Regions from separate parts of the Homo sapiens genome. Here all the other regions are linked to region 2. The links are chromatin contacts, found by Hi-C in ENCODE. All regions are on one chromosome and are shown on one strand. The core of a region is the stretch at or near the end of the contact, and the rest is flanking DNA. Distances in the headings are between cores, read along the strand shown.

Region 1 (3,069 bases), core at 325-2,824, 9.4 Mb before region 2:
TTAAGAATAAAAGTATTAAAAAACTCAACAGTGTAGCCCAAGTGTACAGTGTTTATAAAGTCTATAGTGTACAGTAATGTTCTAGGCCTTCACATTCACTCACCGCTCACTGACTCGCTCAGGGTAACTTCCAGTCCTGCAAACTCCATTCATGGTAAGTACTGTATACAGAGGTACCATTTTCTAAATCTCTCATGTCATAGTCTTTTTACTGTACCTTTTCTATGTTTAGATATATTTAGCCATACATACACTTACCATTGTGTTACAATTCTCTGAGTATAGTACAGTAACATGCTGTACAGGATGACAGCTTACGAGCAACAGGCTATATCATGTAGCCTGGGTGTGTAGTAGATTTAGGTTTGTGTAACTAGATAAAGTTCGCAAAACGACAAAAGCCCCTAATGACACATTTCTCACAATGTATCCCCCCTCCTGTTATGCGATGCATGACTGTACCTGAGAATGTCCTTACCAAAGGTTCCCTGTTTGTTTACTGAAAAAGATAAAACACCATCTTTTGTTCAAATTTACTTACATATGCGCTGAAAAGTAGTAATGCTGTAGTATTATTCTATAGGAATTAGAAATACAAGAGTATTTCAAAACATATTCCTAAAATTCACAAACCTATTGCCTCCTGCAGAATTTTTTTTCAATTAATGTCTGTTGAAAACCAACTGGGGCAAGGCACTGTGCCTCCAAACTTTCCCTCGGGGAGTTTGTATCTTAACCTGGACAACAGGTTAACACAATTACTTCAAGATCTGTGGCCCCACTGTCAGGACACTGGGACTGCAAATGAGGTAGGTAAGAAAGGTGACATTCAGATAAAATCCTTTTCATTTAGGTCACTGTGCGGGACACAAATACGTAGAAGCTCTGGTGAGAAAGTGCTACGAGAACGTGTGGAAGTGGGTAGAGGAAGGCAATAGTATCAAAGAAGCTCTGTGGAAACAGCCAGACGGGCTTTTGGGGAAAGAAATACGGGAATTAAATAGATGTGAAAAGTGGGTGGAAATGAGACGTTTCATGCAGCATAACCGGAAATGAGGGATGAGGTGAGGTGCGACTTGCAGGTGGTGAGGGAACCAAAAGCTAAGGTGGAAATGCAAAAGGCAGGGTTAGTCGTAAGCCTAGAAGTGAACGGGGAGTCCTCCCGCTCTAACGTTGTAAGAAGACACTGATTGCTCAGAAAGGTCAGGAGCAGCGCTGGAGCCACGCGACGAGTGGGCAGCAGCGCGGGTCCCGAGTGGAAGCTGCCTTTTCACTCTCCCCAATCACACACGCTGCAGGGGAAGCTGCCTCCGTCACACAGAGCAGCTGGGCCCCCGGCCGCCCGAACGCGCCAGGGCTCGCGCGTGGGTCTTCTGAGCCACCGCGAGTCAACGCATCTCACCCTGAAACTTTAGGTTCCGCTGCCGCAATTTGAGGTTCCGCTTCTCGATCTTCTTACGCAGGAGTTTCATCGGCAGGTGTGACATTCTGCCCAACAAGTGCCTAGAATAAGGCGCCACACAGTACAGCTACTCAGTTCTCAGGCTGACGTTACTTCCCTTCCGGCCGCACGTGCGCAGCTCGGCCAACAGGAAACGCGTCACAGGAACGCTGGCACCCGGCGGAACGAAAATGCTCCAGAGCGGAAATGCTTCCAGACGCGCGCACCGTGATATCTTTGGCGACCAAAATCTTTGCAGCGCCCCCTGGAGAAGTGGAAGCGAGACGCTGCACTGGCTTCACACTGTGCTAAAGCTAACTTGAGCTCCCCCTAGAGGAAGACTGAAGAAAGAACGTGGAGGGGAAGGAGGCCTTAGGGAGTCCGCATTTTTATGTTCCTATCCTCTGTGGGTGCAGAACTAGAGTTGGCCCTCCCTGTACCTGAATTCCCTGTCTGTGGATTCAACCAACTCCCCCATTGAAAACATTAAAAAAAAAACAATTAAAAATAATACAGTGTGATAACTACTTTCATAGCATTTAGGTTGTATAAGGTATTATAAGTCATTTAGAAATGATTTAAAGTATACAGGATGTTGTGTGTAAAATAAATGCAAATATTACACTATTGTATATAAGGGTTTTGAGTATCCTAAGATATTGGTACCCATAGAGGGTCCTGGACTCAATCCCTTGTGGATACTGAGGGACAACTGTATTTGGGAAACTGAATAGAACTAAATTATATATATGCATTTCCAAACTTGTTTGGCCACTCTCCTCAGAAATACAATTTCTGTGTCACTTGGTACACATACACACATAAATATAACATTTCTCAAAATAATATTCTTGCTTTTCACTCTTTTTCCTTCAATTCCATTCATTCCATCCTAAATTATTCTTTTTAGCTTACTAAAAATACTGATTCCTATGAATTTAAATTAACTTTACTACATTAATAATAGGTTGACTGCAGTTTGAAAAAGAGGTTTATATATTCCTTAAGTATACCCAAGGACCCTTCAGCAGTCCAGGACAGAAATTGCAATGTGGCTAGCTAATAGTCATCTCTTTTTTGGGATGGGGAGGAAGACAGGGGTATGCATATAGTATTTAATTTTTAAAAAAATTGTTATCAACATTAAAATACTTGGAGATTTCCATAAAAATTCATATTTGTCTTTAAAAATTGGCCCAATGCCCTCAAATTCCCCTTAACAGTAATCAATTTGAGCTGAACAACTGGAAGAGTCCATGAAACCTGGATTAATTTGTTTACTTGGAGGGGCAGAACATGAGACCCTGGAGATTAGACCTGATCATAGTGAGGAACAGAGAGGGAGAAAACTTGGGAGGGAGTTTAAACAGAATGTGAAGGAATTGACTTCGAAATCACATTGGATTGGACTGGAAAACTAAGACAAACAAATAATAATGTGCTTAGATTAATTTGTTAATGATCAGGCAGGCTGAAGAATGATTCAGAAATGTAAGAGCGCACACACACACGCAAACATTTATCTCAGTGTAAATATATATGCCAGTTTAAATTTATGCATATATCAGTATATATATGCATATACACATATGTATCTATTTCTATAGCTCTATGTACATACATATATA
Region 2 (3,403 bases), core at 340-2,839:
TTCTCCTGTCTCAGCCTCCCAAATAGCTGGGATCATAGGCGCCCGCTACCACGTCCGGCTAATTTTTGTATTTTTAGTAGAGACGGGGTTTCACCATGTTGGCCAGGCTGGTCTCAAACTCCTGACCGCAGGTGATCTGCCCGCCTCGGCCTCCCAAAGTGTTGGGATTACAGGCGTGACCCACCGCGCCCGGCCACATTTTTTAAAATCAGCAAATGCAACGTCAATTCTGTAATTGCTATGCAACTACTAAAAATTAGTTATGCAACTACTATGAAACGTAAAAACCAGGCCATATCCTCTTATAGCTAATGTTACAGGTTGACATTGCTAGCTTTTGATTTAATTGTAAAATCAGTAGGTTGGAGCTAATGCTACTTAAAATTCCTTGGAGCTGTAAAATTATTTCATTCTATTCAAGGCTGCAAGTCTTTGGTCACAAGAAAATTTACGCATAATTACAGCAGCAAGATGAACCGGGTAACATTCAGGCTTTAATTAAAAAATTGAGCTTTACCACTTGAGAAAATTGCTTAAGCCTGTGGTCTCAGGTTTCTCATCTGTAAAAGGAGGGTAACAACAGTACCTATCTCATGGTTATCATGAAGCTTAAACGAAGGAACTGAGTGGTTAGGCAAGCGCCAGAAATTTAGCATGCACACAATAAACCTTAGCAATAAACCACTATCATTTAGAATGATTGAATGTTAAACATTGTACAGGGCCATAAAACTGGACTAATTAAACTCTTTGGCAATGTAGAAACTGGAGCCCACAGATCAGAATCCCTTGATTCCTACCCTATGTCACTGCTCCTTCCACTACACCACTATATAAACCTTCTTAGACTGCTTTATGTTCGAAAAATAGCAGGATCTCCCAGCAGTGCTAACCAGGAGCAGGAAGCAAACAAAAAGTCTTTCTATATCGGGGTGGGCGGGGGAGAAACAGGAAATGGGCGATTGCGCACACTAAAATTGAGATCCCTTGGAGCAAGGCTATTAAAAAAAAAAAAATCAGCGCCCCCCCCTTCCCCATGCCAAAGTTTTCCAATTCATCACCCTTCCACTCTTCAGGAAGCCCGCTATTCAAGTATTCTCTTCACCTTAGATTTCCCGGTCCCAGGGGTAGCTGGTGAAGCCACCCCATCTTGAACAAGATCCTGCAAAACAAAATCAAACCCAGGTGTCAGAAGAACTCTTTTCCTAATTCCACACGGAACGCGTAGAACCCTTACAGGGAAAAACCTTCTATGGAATCAAGTGGTGGAAAGCCTCGTGAGACAGAGAATGAGGGCGGACGGAGGCGGTCGCTGTGGCAATTCGTACACAAACGGGCTCTACGGGGCAGGTAACCCCCAGGGATAGAGTTTACGAAAGATGGGGAGGCGACAGCAGCGCGGGCTTCGGGACACCAAGAGGGAGACTACCGCGCCCTCCCATCGGGCCCACTCCCACATCCCAAATCGCGGCGCGGAAGGCTTGATGGGAGGCAGTGGGCCCGACCTGAGTTACCTCCATCTCCGCCAGCCCGCCGCCGGCCCGCAACCAGCCGCCGCCACCGCTGCACTTCTGTTTGCGCCAGCCTCTGACGTAGGCTCTACTGCAGGTCAAAGGTCGCGCTCTCCGGGCGGCCCGCCCCCCACGTCTCCATAGCTACAGCTCGGCAGCACTTCCGCTTCCGTGTCTGCGTCCGGGAGAAGGTTCCCCGTACGGCGCTAAGGGCGGAGTCCGTCTAGACGTTCTACCTGGGGCTCGACCCCTGGGCCTGCAGGTCACGGAGTAGGTGTGGGTCCCGCCACTGCCGGTTATTGGCATGGGAAGGCGGGCCGATTACCCCTTGGGGCCTCGGGCCTCGGTTTCCACGTCTGTAAAATCTTGTGAGAGTGAGGAACATTGGATTGCAGGACAGGTCTCTCAGTCCTCCAAAGGTGTCCGCTAGCCTGCGAGTGCCTGCGGGACCCACAGCTGGTTCCGGGGGGCTCCTTAGGCATTTGTGGCCAGCATGGTGCCCGGGAGCTCCGTGACTCACAGGTCAGGGATGCGGTAGAGGGCTTCCCTGAGGAGGCATTTCTTGACTCTGGAGGCTGTGAGGAGGTCCCTGGACAGCTCTGCCCTGCAGCCGCCCGGTACTGATGGTGATGTGGTGGAGGCAAGATAGTCGGCCAGGGAACTGGGCAGCCGTGGGAGGAGACTCTGTAGAGTAGGGGGCCCGAGGCCACCCTTTCCCGAAGGGCACGCCAGAGAATCTGTGGTCGAATCCCAGAGCTGCTGCTGTGTCCTGATTGGCGGTCCAGTGCTCTGAGAGCCTTTCTGTTAACTGCTGAAGTGGTTTGCTGCGCTTTCACCTTCCCATTAATGTTTTCCATACACTCCCATAACTAAGGTAACCTGAAGATAACCTAGTTTCCTGTAGTTTAAATGGTCAAAAGGTTGAAGAGGCAGCACACAGTATGTATCGAGTAAATGGTAGCTGATTATTACTAGGTAAAAGAAGTGTTATAAACGAGAAAGAACAGCTATTGTGGACATCTACTCTTTGTCTTTGACAGTGTGTATCACCTATGGTGTTTGTAGGATTGGTTCAGGGGTGGTGTGTGACCTAAGATGTACAGTCTCCACGTACAGTAACACACGTGTGTGTGTACACGTGTGTGTGTACACGTGTGTGTGTGCACGTGTGTGTGTGCACGTGTGCGCGCACGTGTGTGTGCACGTGTGTGTACACACATATATGCACACACATGTATACACACACACACACACAATCCCCAAGTATACATTGTTATTAATGGTCCAGATTAATGCCATTCAAAGTAGTTCCCCAAGTTAAGAGCAACTTACGGTAGACTCCTATTTCAATTAATAACTTGAAAAAATCACTTGCAATAAAATAGCAGGTTAACTAGATACTACACACATTCCAATCCTGTAAAAGTTTCTCAGAGAAACACTGTTAGATATAGTTACATTCCAGGAGTTTGGCTACATCAATAGCTACAGAAGAGTTGATGTTCTCACAGTAGAACTCTCTTTTTCTCATACTTGAAATAAAAAAGAACCTTTCTTTTCTTCCTTTGATCTTTCTTCCCTCGCCAGCCCTCCATTGCACTTGGCTGGGTAACAGGGTCCATGAGTTGCAGCTACAGGTAGGGCAGCGTCTCCTGGGAATCCCCAGGGAGATGAGGGTCAGCACACCCCTAAGCTCCAGGTCATCAGCGGCCTCCTCACACAGCTCGAGCTCACCCCCATCTGCCTTCCTGGTTGTCATTGGACAGGAATTTTATTTTCTGAGATGATGGAGGCAGGTATAATGTTCTTGACCATCGGATACCTTCTGTTGTTGTTCCTCTTAAGGAAGAAATCATTTATTTCTTCCTTCACTAGTTATAGTAAGTGCTGAA
Region 3 (3,228 bases), core at 13-2,512, 5.7 Mb after region 2:
ATGAGTTACTCACAAAATTTCAAGCACAAAAAGACTAGTTTCCTCAGCTATAGGAGAGCAAACTAGTTCTCCTGCAAAGGAGTCTCAGAATAACTTGGGGGTTCACGATTGACAGTTTCACCTGGATTCAATTATATGTCTTAATTCTAAGTATCAGTATTCCACTTCTCCCTATTCAGTGCCACCTCCCATGAGAAACTTTGCAACACTGAATTTAACAGATCTCAGAATTAGCAACCTACACAAGTAAATTGAGATTTTGAGCAAAATCTCAGTAAAATGTCAGAGTCTTCTTGATCCCACAGTGAAAGAGGAATAAATAACAAGTTCTAAAGAAAAGAGGGGCTAGTCACTATTGTTAACATTTATTACTTACCATGTGTCATGGGCTTTGCTAAGTAATTTAAAGGCATCTTTTGGTGTCATGCACTCACTTAATTCCTTTCACTGCACTCAGAATAAACCCCAAATCTCTGTTATGGCCTTCTGGGTCCTAAATGGTCTGCACTCCTGCTGACCTCTCAGTTTGATGAGGAAGTTTCAGCCACACATATCTTCTTTCCACTCTTCTCAGCTTACATGTCACCTCCTCCAAACTGCTTTTCTAAAGTAGCTCACTCCCCACCTCATTACTTTCCACATCAAGACCGTGCTTCTTTATATTATCACCATATTATTTTACTTATTTTATGCTTTTTCATTGCATGTTTAGTATTTTTATTTATGTTTATTTACTGCGTGCTTATTATTTTTACTCCATGAGACTGTAATCTCAACTCAGGCATAGACCATCTATGGTTTGTTCACATTGCACTGCACCAGAAAGGATCTTAAGAAGCATGTGTAGAATTCTCACACCTCTAGAAGTTGGACTACATTATTTCCTACTGCTTTTTAAATAGGCAAACGAAAGCTTGGAGAGCCACGTTAACGTATCCTAGGTCTGTCACAACCAACTGGTGGCCAGGGTCTGTGGATCTTCAAGCTGGAGTTGGTCACCTCCTAGCACAACTCCATAGGAGGAAGTGAAGCTCAATACAATTCCCTCCTGTCCTCCAACGATAGGGGCAGCAGGGTCTGTACCCAGAGGAAACAAAGAGCATCATCATTATCATCACAAACTGGTGTGTGCTTACCGTATTGATGATGTGCCCAGTCCCCACCTTGCCTGAGACCAGAACTCCCAGCCAGCACCGGCCACGCACCCGCGGAGCTGCCAGGTAGCACCCGCCCCCTCTCTCTGCGCAGGCGCGCGCCTCCTGCTTCCGCTCGGGGCGGGGCTGGGCTCCCGGGGTAGGTCCGCGGCTGCTGCTGCGTCCGACCCCCGGCCGGCGCGGGTATGGAGCTTGGGGGTCACTGGGACATGAACTCGGCCCCGAGGCTGGTCTCGGAGACCGCAGAGCGGAAACAGGAGCAGAAGACAGGAACCGAGGCGGAGGCTGCCGACTCCGGTGCCGTCGGAGCCCGCCGCTTCCTGCTCTGTCTCTACTTGGTGGGCTTCTTGGTGAGTGCGAGCGTGGGGGCTGGGAGCAAGTGCTGACTGTGTTCGGGCCTGGGGACCCAGGCGGTTCTTGGAGCTTCCGGGGAGCTCCCAGGGAGTGGGAACCCGCAGTCCGCCTGGTGAGTGCCTCACTACCTATCAAGCTCTCCTCTTGCCCTATCACCCACTTCAGTCTGCATCTGGCCACACTGCTTTATTGCCCCTCGCGCTTTCTCTTGCACCCCGTTCGCGGAACGTCTTCCCTTCCCTGCCTTTTGAGAAGCCCTGGTACCAACCTCAGGTGTGACCAGGTGTTAAATGCTGTGGCAGGTGCAGCTTTTGCAGGGCGGAGAACAGGGGTGTGGGCAAGCTTGGAAAAGCCCAGCTGCTGTGCGGCTGCTGGTGAGGTAGGGACACGCAAGCCTTTTTACCAGAACAGGCAGGGGAGGCCGCTCTTGACCCCGCTTGGACAGATTTAGGCACATTTTCACTAGGATTCTTGGTTGACTTAAATATTAAAAAATGCAGATCAGAGTGAATTTTACCCATCTGCCTTTCGACAAACTGCGCATTGCACAGCGTAGGTTTGGTTTCATCATGATGTGTGTGCCTGTGGTTTGCTTTTTTACCAGACCAGGCTGGAGAAGCCGCTGTTGATGACCCCACTTGTACAGAATTGGGTGCATTTTCACTAGAGCTCTCGGTTGACTTGAATGTTTAAAAATGCAGATCAGAGTGAATTGTACCCATCTACCTTTGGACAAAGGGTGTGCATTGCACAATGGCGGTTTGGTTTCATCGTGTGTGTGTGTGTGTGTGTGTGCGCGCGCGCGTGTCCTGGTTTGCTCCCTGAGTGCTAATTTCCCACGTAGAATGGAAAGTTTAGTAAGCTGATTCATGGCATTTCTGAACACCTGCCATGTGGCAGGTGCTGCGGAGCTTCACTATTGTAATCCACAGTTCTGCCACAGAAGAATTCAGTCTTACAAGTAAGCTGATGTTGGTAGTTTCTGGGCCATTATCTGCAAGAACCCTAGATCCACCTCTGCACTCCTCCCTTTCCAAGGCTAGGCCTGATTCAGCCCTGAGTGTGAGCTAATCCAGTATCTTGAGGGTAAGGAAGCTGCGATAAGTGTCAATGGGAGAAGGCTGCCTTTGAGGCCTTGAAGATAGTATCTGATGGCACTGGGCCCTGGCAGGGAGTCATCGTTTTCTGCCCAGATGCAGATCAAGACCACCACTTCTCCCAGTTTCATGCACTCTCCATGCCACCACCTCCATGCAAGGCGTTCAGTTGGTAGCAACTCTATGTTGAGTTAATAGTTAAGATCACCATGAAAGCATGTTCATCAAATTGCTGCAAGCCCAGAAACACAAGGTCTTCAGGGAGGGCGGCTTTTTAGAGAGGATTTCTCTGCCTCTAGGCCATTGCAGGATCCACCCTCCAGCTCCATGCCTTTAACTTCAGAGACTGGCACTCCTTCTGACCACTATTCCTTTAATCTAGTAGTTCATTCTCAGCATGGGGATGCTTCTTCTACTTTTCAGTCTAGGCACCTAGAATTCACAACCAGTGAGTATGGGTGGTTCTTGGAGAGGAGTTGGCTGACATCCAGCCTTTTTAGTTATGGGTCCCAAGCTACTGCTGTCCTGTCTCAGAAGGGACTTGGGCTGGTTCAGCCAGATGAAAACATTTGAGCCCTTACCTGGAAAGTCCAGACTAGGGTTCAGAGAATTTGACTTAGAAT

Evidence for each region. A loop is a pair of places that touch in the nucleus more often than their neighbours do. Pooled maps may share reads with other maps.
Region 1: a pooled map shows a loop between it and region 2 (7-fold over the local background). The contact joins the promoter of DDX18 here to the promoter of GCC2 in region 2. A Hi-C loop is called at or near these places in 5 of 50 pooled maps.
Region 3: a loop to region 2 is called in a pooled map, with 13 times the contacts of the local background. The contact joins the promoter of SLC67A2 here to the promoter of GCC2 in region 2. A Hi-C loop is called at or near these places in 4 of 50 pooled maps.

What each region holds. Positions count from the first base shown.
Region 1 is chr2:117,813,196-117,816,264 of GRCh38, reverse strand. It overlaps DDX18 (DEAD-box helicase 18), which reads right to left and starts at 1,574. Exons shown (of 14, transcript NM_006773.4): 1 at 1,403-1,574. The coding sequence starts at 1,487. RefSeq lists enhancers at 717-1,252, 1,328-1,377, 1,398-1,447, 1,578-1,707, 1,253-1,790 and 1 more.
Region 2 is chr2:108,447,392-108,450,794 of GRCh38, reverse strand. It overlaps GCC2 (GRIP and coiled-coil domain containing 2), which reads right to left and starts at 1,589. Exons shown (of 23, transcript NM_181453.4): 1 at 1,515-1,589; 2 at 1,106-1,162. The coding sequence starts at 1,520. RefSeq lists enhancers at 1-98, 99-599, 685-1,666, 1,503-1,762, 1,667-2,649.
Region 3 is chr2:102,734,922-102,738,149 of GRCh38, reverse strand. SLC67A2 (solute carrier family 67 member 2) reads left to right here and starts at 1,262. Exons shown (of 6, transcript NM_032718.5): 1 at 1,262-1,504. The coding sequence starts at 1,340. It also overlaps a transcript of TMEM182 not described here. RefSeq lists a silencer at 1,146-1,355.